Regions from separate parts of the Homo sapiens genome. Here regions 2 and 3 are each linked to region 1. The links are chromatin contacts, found by Hi-C in ENCODE. All regions are on one chromosome and are shown on one strand. Each heading gives the region's core, a stretch centred on a gene start or an enhancer-like site at or near the end of the contact. The rest is flanking DNA. Distances are from core to core; before and after follow the strand shown.

Region 1 (3,846 bases), core at 793-3,292:
GCCCTCCCAGACTTCCCAGGGCCGGGCGGGTGGGGACTGCCGACCGTCCTGGGCGCCTTCCTGCTCCAGCTGCTGCTGCGTCTGCTCCGAGGTGGCGGCGGCGGCGGCTGGCGCGCGTTGCGGGTCCCGGCCGAGGGGCTGCGGGCGCGCTGGAGACTCCGCCGTGTGGGAACCCAACGCGGGGCCTGTGTGTGCTATCGAATTACTTATTCATAGAAAAAAAAAAGGGGGGGAGAGAAAAAAAAAGAAGTCACATGTCCGGGTTATACGTATGCGAAGAGAAGCAGCAGAAGGAGAAAAAAATTAAGGCGAGCAGGAGGAGGAGGAGAAGCAGCGGCGGAAGCGGCGGCGGCGCAGGAGCTGGTGGCGGCGGCGGCGGCGCGGCCGGGGACAGACACCCACCTGTATGAGTACGCTTGTGGATCTTGAGGTTCTCGGAGCGCGCGAAGACCTTGCCGCAGCCGGGGAAAGGGCAGGGAAAGGGCTTCTCGCCGGTGTGCACGCGGATGTGGTTGATGAGCTTGTATTTGGCCTTGAAGGGCTTGCCCTCGCGCGGACAGTCCTCCCAGAAGCAGACGTGGCTGCTCTGCTCGGGGCCTCCCACGTGCTCCACCGTGACGTGATTCACCAGCTCGTGCATGGTGCCGAAAGTTTTGGAGCAGGGCTTGGCGCCGCCGGCCGGGGGCGGTGGCGGCGGCGGCGGCGGCGGCGGCGGCGGCGGCGGCAGCCCGGCCAGCTCGTCGGGGTCGATCCACTTGCAGATGAGCTCCTGCTTGATTGGCTGCCGCATGTAGCGCAGGAAGGCCCCAGCCGCCCCTGGGAGGTGGGGGTGGTGCTGGTGCGGGTGCTGCGCGGGCGCCGGCGGCGGCGGCGGCGCCGGGGGCGGCGCGTGGTGCTGCAGGTGGGGCCCGGGCCCGGCCGCTGCTGCGGCCGCCGCAGCCGCCAGGTTCAGGTTTAAGTTCACGGCTCCGTAGCCGTGCAGGGCGGCCGCCGCTGCGGCCGCAACCGCCCCGTAGTGCGCGTCCCCAGAGCGCGGCGCGAAGGGCGGTTCGGCGCGGCCGTACAGCTCAGCCGCCGCGGCTGCCGCTGCCGCCGCCAGCCCCAGGCGCATCTGGCCGTTGAGCGGGTGCGGGTGGCCGCCTGGGGCCCCCGGCGTGTCGTGCAGCGCGGGGAAGAGCGCCGGGCCGCCGCTGCCGTCCGGGCCCGCGTAGGTGCCGCTGGCGGAGATGAACATGCCGGCCGAGTGGGGAGGCGGGGCCGGGTGCTGGGGGGAGCCGGTGCCGGACCGCTGCTCCCCTCCGAGCGGGGCCCCGTGCATGGCCGCCGCGGGGGCCGTGGCGGAAAGGTCCCTCCGGAGGACGAAGTCCCTGCTGTGGCCTTTGCCGCTGCTGCCGCCGCCGCCACTGTTGGTGGTGGTGTAGCCCGAGAGGGCAGGAGGAGGAGGAGGCGGGGGAGGGGGAGGGGGTGAAGGGGTGGGAGGAAGAGGAGGGGCTGGGGGCGGGGGCGCGGAGGGCTGCGCGCCACTGCTGCCCCCGCCGCAGGGGTAGCTGCCCGCGCCGGGGTGCGCGACCAAGGCTGCAGCACGGGCGGCGGCTGCCGGAGCCTCCGGGTGTGCCGGGAACGCCTGGGAGGGAGGGCTGAGGCCCAGCGTGCTCGCCTGGGCCATGTGCTCGGGTCCGAGCGGAGTGGTGGCCACGCCGGGGTCAGCGCCCAGGTCCCGCAGGCGGAGGTGCGCGACGGCGGCCCGGAGTTGGGAGTGGGCGGGCGGGCCGGCCAGCGCCGGGAAGCCTGTCATATTCTGAAGCGGCTGGACCTGAGCCGTTGCCAAATCCGCTAATCTCAGCGCTGGCGGGTTCCTCTTGCTCAAAGGGGGCTCCATCAGAACTACACAATCAGGCCCATAGACCCTCACTGGGGGGACTTTATTCCCTCTGCCCGCCTTCAAAAACATGTATGTATTGGGCGCTCTTTAACTTCTTTTGTCCTGGCCTCTTAACTCTGCTTATTCCTGTTCCCACTCTATCCTCCAGCGATTGGCAGAGTGAACACCACATTTGAGCTGCACAGTGGGACCGAGATTTTGGAAATGGCACGGGTGGGATTGGAGGGAGCCGCGTGATTGGCAGTAGCCTCGGCTGCTCGATTGGCTCCCGTTCAGGCCCTCGACCCAGCGGGGATTCGCCCCCGTGCTTGCGGCCGCCTGCGCTTTCGCTTCGCGCCCCCTCCTCCGCTGGAGCCACACGTCCCCGCCTCCCCGGGGATGCCCAAGTTGCACTTGCAGAAAGTTTGAGCCTGGCCTGCGCGCGCAGCGCCCCGCTCTTCCTTGACGCACCTCGCGGAGCGCGCGCCGGCACGCGGGCAGAGGGCGCGGGGTGGTGAGGGGCTGAGGACCCCCGAGGGGCAGTCCCAGTTTCAAAAACCTTGGCCTCACTTCTCTGTGTGCCTTCTGGCACCCAAGTACTTTCTGCCTCTACCTCCACCTCTCTTGTGGGGTGGAAGAGCCCTGGGCTGCTGTTTGGGAGAGAAGGGTGAATAGCCCGTCCTACCTGTAGTGGTGATGCTAGAAACTTCTTGTTTGGACACCCAACCTGCCTAGCGCTCACCTAGGGCGCATAGACAGTAGACGGAGTGAAGAAGATAAAGTCTATTGGTTGCAAGACAACTTGAGTGATTTGGCTCCGCGAAACACCAGGTGAAGTCAAAATAAGTCTTTCCCCCAAAGGAACCGTTTTACCTCGACTTTTTATCTCATGGAGAGTCCTTTTCAACATGGTTCAAAGGAGTTGGATGGAAGTGTAATCTCACTACTCATCGGTTCTAGATCTGCCACTTCCAATTAGATCTACAGTAGGGGCGGGGGAGAGGAGATCGGGCAGCGATTCTAACTTTTGCCTTTCGGAGATACAGTGGCGGGGCAGGCCAAACGGCATCTCTGCAGAGAGAAGCCGCTAAATAAGCACCGTCCTTTAAGTAGAATTTCTCCTTCCGGTCCAGATCCCAGTCCACAGTCCACATGTATGCCTCAGTTTCTTTGACTGATCCACAATTAGAACTGATCCAATAAAATATTATTTTGAAATCAAGAAATATCTTTGCTTTTTATTTACTGATAGAATAATCTTTCACCTTTTTATCGTTTTCTCATAAACCAGTCTACCTCTAAGATGTCTTATTTGAAAACCATAAAAACTGGCTTTTAAAAAAGCGAATCCCATCCCTTTCCAGAGGTTTGGTATCAAATCGATTTTTTAAAAATAGAAATTCCCTGCATCACTTTTTGGTGGGCGGAGAAATGTGGGACCCTCCCCCCAAATTAAGGATTTTACTGCCCCAAAAGTGTCCTTTTCAGATTTTAAAAGAAAGCATTTTTGAAATTTGTGATGTTACAAAATGCTCAAATATTAAAGCCAGGATTTTAAAATTTGTATTTTGCTGTCATCCGTAACATTACTTGTAAAAAAAAAAAAAGTGATAATGATTAGAATGTGATCTTTTTCTTTGGGGATACAATAAAATATGTTTCCAACTTAATTCATTTGCAGTCCAAGTAAAAGTAGACTGCACAAAGCCGTTATTGGGGAGATGGCCGTGGGAAGTAATCAGAAATATTCTGAAAAGAGTTGATTCGATAGTGCCATTCACATTGGTGTGAACGATGTTTAACAGGGGGCTTCGGTATGAGACTTAGGAATGTCATTTCTTTTATAAAACTGACAAGCAAACAAAGACAATGCTACCATCAAATTTCAAATGGACTTTTTCTTTAAGTTGCAATGAAGTTCAAATATGGGGAATTAAAGGCATGTGTGGAAACACAACGAAAAAATTTTAATAAACAGCAGTAAC
Region 2 (3,789 bases), core at 277-2,776, 5.3 Mb before region 1:
AACCTTGTGAAAAGAAACGCCTCACAATGGACACAGAAGAAGTGCACAATGCTAACAGTTTTCCAAATACCACTGATTGGTTTCTTCACAATGAGGAGAAAGCCGCCGCTTTTTCTTAGCTCCACTTCAACAAACAACACTCTCACAAAACCTCCCAACCCTGCGTTTTGTTCTCGGACAAAACCTCCTCGACTGTCTAAACGCTCCCACTGAAGGACAAAAAAAAAAAAAAGGATAAAAAAAGCTCTTTTCACCATTTCCCTTTTTTTCCCCCCTGCAAGAGAGAAAAAAGAAAAGGGGGGGAGGAATTGTCAGTGCATTAATAATATCAGTCTTTTAAAAGAAGAGGGCTGACCTTTGAGATGCACTGGGCTGAGGGAGAAAGAAAGGAGGAGAGATTAATAAAGTTTGGACGGCTCCCTCGGCCTCCGCTGGGCCGCGGGCGCAAGAAAGACGCGGACCCTCGAGGCGGACGAGTTGCGGGAACTTCGCTTGCCTGGAGGACACGGCGGCCCAGGCGGCCGGGAGCGCCGGCGCCGAGCCGCGCTCTGATTGGCTGGCGCGACCGTCCCTATCTGCTCCGGGGAGAGTGGAATCTTCTCTCCATCTTCTGCGCCCCGAGCCTGGGGTGAGAGGGAGATCCGCGGTGCTTTCTCCTATCTTCTTGGGGGAGGGGGAGGAGGAAATTGTCAAGGGAAGTAACAATCGCGGCCAGCAACCCTGCTCTCCCAAAGCCACCCCCTCGCGCGACAGCGTCCCCAGCACCAGTTCTTACTGCTTACACAGCGCAATTCCACCTGTTTGCACAAAGCCCGAAGCAACATGCCTGGCCCCTTGGATACGAGGCTTGCTTCAAGTTTTGGGACAACGGTGAATACCAAAGAAATTGCATCATGGCTTTAAAAAAAACCTTGAAAAGAAACGAAAATAGAAGAATAAAAGGAAGGGAAAGAAGAAAGATGGAAGGAAGGAAGGAGAGAGAAGGAAAGAAAGAAAAATGGAGAAACAGGGAGAGAGACGGAGATAGATAAAGAGATGGAGATAGAGATCGCGAGCCAGCAGCAGCTCTCTGCCCAATCACAGCGCTGCATTTGTGGGCCACTTTCAGACGCTTACACCACCCACCCCCGGGCCTTTCTCTACGCCCTCTTGCCCCGGAGCCGCTCCCCCCGCTCCAACCCCTTACTTCTGCACAGTCTAACTTGGCAGGAGGCTCTCTGCAGGCGCAAAACCCGCCAACTTGTTAGCAAGACCATTGGAGTCAGAATGGGTGATAAACGAGTCTGTGGGGCCTGTGGAGGTCCTCAAACAGCCGCACAATCTGTTGGCGATATGACCTCGGTGCTCCCCCTCGGCATCCTCACCCCTCCTCTTACCCATCTTTCCAGTCCTCTTCTCATTCATCAACAACTCCGGAGCGTTTCTCCCAGAAAACGCTGATCTTTGGGAAAAGGGGAGGGGGCGGGAGGAGGCGGGGAGTCTTCAGGCCGAGGAGGCGGCCGAGCTGGAAGGCTCAGGGTGGTAACTAAGATTTAGGGCTGGGGTGATTTCCAGCGAGCCGCAGGAAGTTCCGTGTTGAGAAGGGATGGGCTGCTACAAAAGGGAAAGACGAAGCCTTGAAAGGATTTAATTAACCGTGTCAGGGATAATTACCCCTGGACAGTCCAAATTAGTTTTGCATAATCGCTCAGAACCATATGAATTAACTTATAATATTGCAAAGAGCTCAGGGAATAACAGGAGAGGGATCATTTTAATTAGTGAATCAGGGTCAAACCAGCAGAGCCTATTTCTCACATTTCCAAAACTTTTCATGGTTTTTAAAATATTATTCCGTTGGGGGAAAACAATGACTTTAAAGACTTGGGTCGTTTATAAAGACGTGCAGCTCCAGAGATGGTCTCAATGGGGAAACTGGTTTAAGACTTGTATATAGTATCTTGAGAATTTCCATTTTGGTTGCGGGGGGGCGAGATCTTCCTATTTTTTTTTTTCTGACAGTCTTCTATTTCTTGTCTAAAATTAAAATCCTTTATGATTTTTCAAACTTTAGTAGCAATTTGTCTAGCCCTAGAAATCCAACCCTCTCCATTTGAATGTTATACTTCTACTTTAATGCGATTAGCATAACAAAATTAAGTCCTAAAGAGGCCAAAATTTGTACTTTGTCGTTAGTAGTGATTATCCTTCCAAATAAAACCTTAAGGTGTCAACAAGGAATACCCCAAAGATAGGAGAACAAATTACACTGATTTAAGTGGTGGGGCTCTTCAACTAACAAGATAAAGTGGTCAAGCAACTTTCCCCTCTTAAAATGTTACTAGAAACTGGTGAAATGCTTTGAAAGGTCTGGATGTTTTCAATGGGCTCTGTTCTACTGGTTCATGAATGCCTTTTTTTTGTTGTTGTTAAAGCTAATACAACGACTTGGGCTTTTTAAAAATCTTCTTTCCTATTCACGATTAAAAATGTGATAAATCAGGTTTTTGGCTCTGAATAACAATGGCTTGATTTAGATTTCCTAGTAAATCTATTCAAAAGTGAAACAAAGGGTGCCTTTGGAGGATACCTTACACTTCACCTGGACCAGGCACGTAAGGGCAATTCAGATAAAAATCTTGTTAGGAACTCAACAAGAAATAGAAGATTTTTCTTTTCCCTGGTTCAGGCTTTATTTAAACTCTTTGTTCAAAAAAAATGAACAGAGTGATAGTCGGATTCTAATTTACAGATATACCTTAGACGTCTAATATTAAATTAGAAGGTCACACTAGAAAATCATTTACACATAAAGGTTAAAACCATATTTAAAATTTTAAAAACTTTATATTACATAAAGCCAAAATGAAACTAAATACATGTTAGCCAACTTCATTCACAAACATTAGTCAAAATATATACATTTAAAAAGAAACAAAGCTAATAATTGAAGGTTCCTTTTTTCTAAAATGTGTTTTATTGCAATTTGCAAATGAATTGCAGGTGATCTAAAAAATAAGCCAATTGAGGAGGGAAATCCAAAACACATTAAACCAGCTCAACTTGGGAGAGAAATGCTAGCTGAAAATGAGAGACATCTGTTGAAACAATTCTGTGCTTTTTTTCTTCAGTTTTGCTAAATAATAAATATATAATTACCAGACAAAAAAGTCTGATTTAATCTTCGATAAAATTGCGATTCTGAAATAGTTTCGCAATTTTTAAAAGTTAACTTTGATATTCGCTCAAAATGTTTTTGAGTCTAAAGTCGACTCAAACTTAGGGCAACGAAAATAACACATTTTCCAAGCCTCAATGTTTTCACTGACATATACACATTTACAATCTTAAGGTGAACTCAGCCATAAGGGAAAATAGGAGCAGTGCCTTTTTCCTTTTTTGTAAACTGTGTCAGAAATCCAAGCGAGTGGACTCAGGGAGACTTCTAGTAGTTTGTTGTTGTTGTTTGTTTAGGAAGAAAATCCAATTGACAACTTTCATCTCACAAATATTTCTTGTTTGCGTTTCTTGCCCTTGAGAAAGAGCTCTTGCTCTGATTTGCAAATGGCGTGATAAACAAAAGAAACCGTGATCATCTCACACAAAAGGCCAGATTCGAGCCGGTCACTGGTCAAGAATGGATCTGGTTGGGAGTTCTGCTTGAGAGAACAGAGATCTGCAAAGTTCAAATAGTACAAACAGGGAGGCGAGGCTGCTCAGAGCCATCCCACTCCCAGAAACGAATGACACAAGCAGCTTTTCCCGTGTGCCAGCCATTTCAGACCTCACATTTGAACAGCGTGCATGCAA
Region 3 (3,837 bases), core at 1,194-3,693, 6.6 Mb after region 1:
TCTGGAGGCACCGGGCGGGCAGCGGCGCCGCGGGCTCCCCGCGACCGCCTCGCCCGCCCGCCCGCCTCTCCCGGACTCCGGGACCCGCTGCTGCGCGAGGTCCTAGCCCGGCTCCTTCCGGCACCACCTGGCGCCTCCCGAGCCGGCATCGATGCAAAGATGCCGCCGCCAGTACTTCATCAGCAAATACAACAATTTACATTAAAAATATAATCCATGCAAGAGCAGACTACATGGAAGGAGGCAGAGCTAAGTAACTTCTCCGTATGAGCGGTGTTGAAAGTGCCTTCTAGCATCATACAAACATTTGTTTAAACCGATTTGTAACCGACGTTTTCGCCCTTTTCATGAAGGGATTCTTGGTTAACATGTTAGTGAATTTGAAATTTGACACTTTTAAGAGAATGGACACACTCCTTTAAGACGTGATTTCTAAATCAATCCCCCATTTCTTTTCTCCTAAAACCAGGCCCAACTTGCTCAACTTCAATTAGGCCATTGATTTTGCTTCTGATCTCAAACGTTTTCTCCAGAAACCAGCTAATGTCTGCATACTTCTTCTCCAAGTTTCCCGAGACTACAATTCCAAGATTCTGTAAAATATGTTTTGGCTGTGATTCGAAATAAGGGGATACACAGTACTGAATACCCAGATGACTACGAGTTATGACCACACAGATTTAGGGATGGATGGGATTTTCTAAATTCTGAATGCACTCTGGTGGCCCAAACTGAAAGTTACTCTCCACAAGGCCTGGCTCGCTCCCGGCTGTAGAGTCCGGTAAGAGCAAATCTGATCCTAAGGATCCCATTCCTACCAGGGTCCCGAGGGAGAAGGCTTCAGGAGCAGTGTCGACTGGGCAGGGCCCTAAGCTTTTATAGGAAGTGCATTACAATCAGGTCGGCCATCGAGACCGCATACTCCGGGGCTACCGGCTTATGAACGAAGCGGGAGGCCGAGGTGCGGCGGGCCCTCAGGGAGAAGCCTAAGGCCCGTCTCCCCGGCGCGGAGGAAAGGGCTCGACGCCCGAGTTCTCCTGCGAAGCAGGCGAGCTCCCCGCGCACCCTCGGGCTGGCGGCGCGGTGCCAAGGCGCCCCGGCTCCAGGGCTCTGCGGGCAGCGTAGCGACTCCAGGCTCCCCTCTCCAGAACGCGCTTCGCTGCCAGCGTCCTGCCACCCCGGTCGCCCGCCCGCGGGCCCCGGACCACGCCGCCCGCGCTCCCCGCGAATGCAGCATCTCCGCCTCTCTCCAGAGCCCACCAGTCCCCGCGTGCCGGCCAGCCTAGATTGTGGCCATGTCCTTCGTCCTCGAAAACAGGAGAGGGTCAGGTATCGCCATCGGACACCTTCCCGGACTTGACACCCGAGCCGATAGTAGCTTTTAGCGCCTGGGAGCGTTCGGGGGAGGAAAGGCGGAGAGACCGTCCGTTCCAGCGGGGCTCGGGTTGGAAAGCCGAGCGAGGAGTCTCCACCTAGTGAAATGGGGCGGGGGTTGGGGGTGGGGGACGGGGAACCGAGGTTCCAGAAACAGGCTCCGAGGCCCCGCGGACTGACCCCTCCTCCCGCCCGGACGGCGCGGCGGACCCCGGGGCGGGGACATAGGGGGATCGCGGACGCCACTTACTTGGAGTTCGAGGAATTCCAATAGATAGGCTCTAAAACTATCGATTTGGAAATCGCAGTTCTGCATAAAACCATCAAAACACCCCAGCAGTACTTCCACACGGAGTCCCTTCTCACAGCCATGGCGAAGCCACTCCCAGCTCCGCGCACTCCGGGCCAAGAAGGGACTGACGGGACGCAGGCTGGGACCCCCAATCCTCCGGGGCAGACTGGCGGGGAAGACGGCGTGCGCCCGCAGGCAGCTCCGAGGCGCGCTGCGCAGCTCCAGCGGTCGCCGGGCCAGGTGCGCTCGCTCTCCGGGGCCCTCAGGGCGCGGGGCGGGAGCGCACGCGCGGGGCGCGGCGGCGCGGCGGACTCGGGGTTCCGGGGCGCCGCGCCGGACGCAGCTCGGACGGCCGACTCCCGTGCGGCTCCAGGGTGCCGGGCCGGCCGCGGCTGGCGGGTGGGCGCGGGGCGGGTGCGGGCTGGGACACAAAGACCCGGAGCGGAGACGACCGGCGCGGGCGGCGGGCGCTGCGCCCCGAGCGGGGCCGCCTGTGACTATAGATCCAGTGCAGCGGGCAGCGGCCCGAGCGCGCGGGCGCCGCGTCGGCGCGGTTCCATGTCCCGGAGCACGGAGCGGAGTAGGGCGCCTCCGGGCGCGCAGGAGCCTTCTCAGTCCGCGCGGCTCCCGGCCCCCAGGGCAGGAAAGAGGGAGCTCGGTCCCCGCCGCGGGCTCCGGACGCGCGCGGGCCTTTGTGTGCGGGGAGGGCGCCGGGACCCGCTGCGTGCGCAGCTCCTCGCTCCGGCCGGCGCCGCGGTCCCCGCCGAGGAGAGTCAGCGCGGCCGCCGCGCTGTCAGAGCGCTATAAACGCGGGGCCCCGCCCCGCCGCGCGAAGCCCATTGGCCCGCGGCTCCGCGGCCGCGCGCTGGTTGGACGGCCGGTCCGTCCGTCCGCCATCCCCTCCCGACATTGGGTGCCGCGAGGCGGGGCTCGGGCTGACAGGTGAGCCCCGCCCCTGGCTCCCGCGGGCGGCGGGAGCGGAGCAGAAGCCGGGCAGGAGAAGCGCTCAGCGCGTGCACAGGGCGCCCCCGGGGCGGCGAGAGGCCTTCTGGGCGCGGTGCAGACGTGGAAACAGCGACGGCCGAGTAGCGGGCCACCTGTCTCCGCGCCCGGGGGCGCCTTCCCCCTCGGCGGAATCAGAGGGCGCGGCTTTCCCTCGAGCAGTGCGGAAGGCAGCAGGCTCCGCTCGGCGTCCCTTCTCCGCAGATGCGGCGCTGCCCCGCGTGCAAGACTTGCACTCCGCGCGCACCCTTAGAGCTCCCGGCTTCTGCGCGCTTCTCCCGACGCCTCTCGGCGAGGGCTTCTCACTTGATTTTGGTACCAATCGCCTACGGCTCAGTTTCAGTCAGTGGGGCCGGGAATTGCAAGACGATTCCTGCGACGCGGCGCCGGAATTTGCAGCTCTAATCAGGGCCTGAGCATCGTCGCCTCCCGCCTTCTCTGCGGGCGTCTCCCTTCCCTCCTGGCCCCCCGGGAAGGTGGCGCCCCTGGAGCTTTCCCCGCGTGTCGCCGGCACAGGCACGACGCGGGGACCGTCTCACTAGCCTCTAGGAGACACGCGCGCTTCCCAAAGTGACCAGAGATTTAGAGGGTGTGAGATGGAAAAGTCAAGGCATGTGCTTCTCACTCGGCGTCTGCAAGACCCCAGAGCAGAGCTGGCAGGAACTCCTCGCTACTTTCCCGGTCGAGCGCCGGTGCTGACGCTCGTCCGTGACTTCCACGGAGCCACAGCGCCCACTAGCGGCCAGCTTTGCTTCTCCGCATCTCGAGCGCTCTGCGGTCCACCGACCCGGATCCAGCATACTGCAGCATCTAATCAAGTCACAGTTCCAAGGAAAATCTTTTTATATGTCCAACAGTAGGAAGAACACGGTAGAAATAAGGCACAGTGCAAATGTACGATTCAGTATGAAAAATTAAAATATACTGTATGCCCACGTTTTTTTTCAATTTAATGCCGTCCACCCCAGGATTTATGTTTCAAACACAAACTGGGCAGTAATTCTACAAATTATGTATTTTTAAAACAAAGTATCCACTACGCTAAATTTAAAAATGCATATGGTAAAACACCTTGTTTTCTTTCACTCTTCTTTGTAACAATTTCTGAAGATTTTTATGGTACGTTGCTTTTAAGTATCCGTTTTTGAAACATTAGTCTAACTTAACGT

What was found. Hi-C counts contacts between places; a loop is a spot of excess contacts on that map. Pooled maps may share reads with other maps.
Region 2: a loop to region 1 is called in a map of B cell, with 20 times the contacts of the local background. The contact joins the promoter of LINC00391 here to the promoter of ZIC5 in region 1. A Hi-C loop is called at or near these places in 2 of 168 maps with a recorded cell type or tissue (B cell and CD4-positive, alpha-beta memory T cell), 6 of 37 single-sample maps with no recorded cell type and 14 of 50 pooled maps.
Region 3: a loop to region 1 is called in a map of B cell, with 12 times the contacts of the local background. The contact joins the promoter of EFNB2 here to the promoter of ZIC5 in region 1. A Hi-C loop is called at or near these places in 2 of 168 maps with a recorded cell type or tissue (B cell and naive thymus-derived CD4-positive, alpha-beta T cell), 1 of 37 single-sample maps with no recorded cell type and 8 of 50 pooled maps.

The regions. Positions count from the first base shown.
Region 1 is chr13:99,969,725-99,973,570 of GRCh38, forward strand. ZIC5 (Zic family zinc finger 5) reads right to left here and starts at 2,043. Exons shown (of 2, transcript NM_033132.5): 1 at 403-2,043. The coding sequence starts at 1,879.
Region 2 is chr13:94,706,975-94,710,763 of GRCh38, forward strand. LINC00391 (long intergenic non-protein coding RNA 391) reads right to left here and starts at 1,527. Exons shown (of 3, transcript NR_170286.1): 1 at 1,377-1,527. SOX21 (SRY-box transcription factor 21) reads right to left here. Exons shown (of 1, transcript NM_007084.4): 1 at 2,648-3,789. RefSeq lists enhancers at 1-789, 1-135.
Region 3 is chr13:106,533,219-106,537,055 of GRCh38, forward strand. EFNB2 (ephrin B2) reads right to left here and starts at 2,444. Exons shown (of 5, transcript NM_004093.4): 1 at 1,625-2,444. The coding sequence starts at 1,746. RefSeq lists silencers at 3-102, 2,232-2,891 and an enhancer at 3,472-3,541.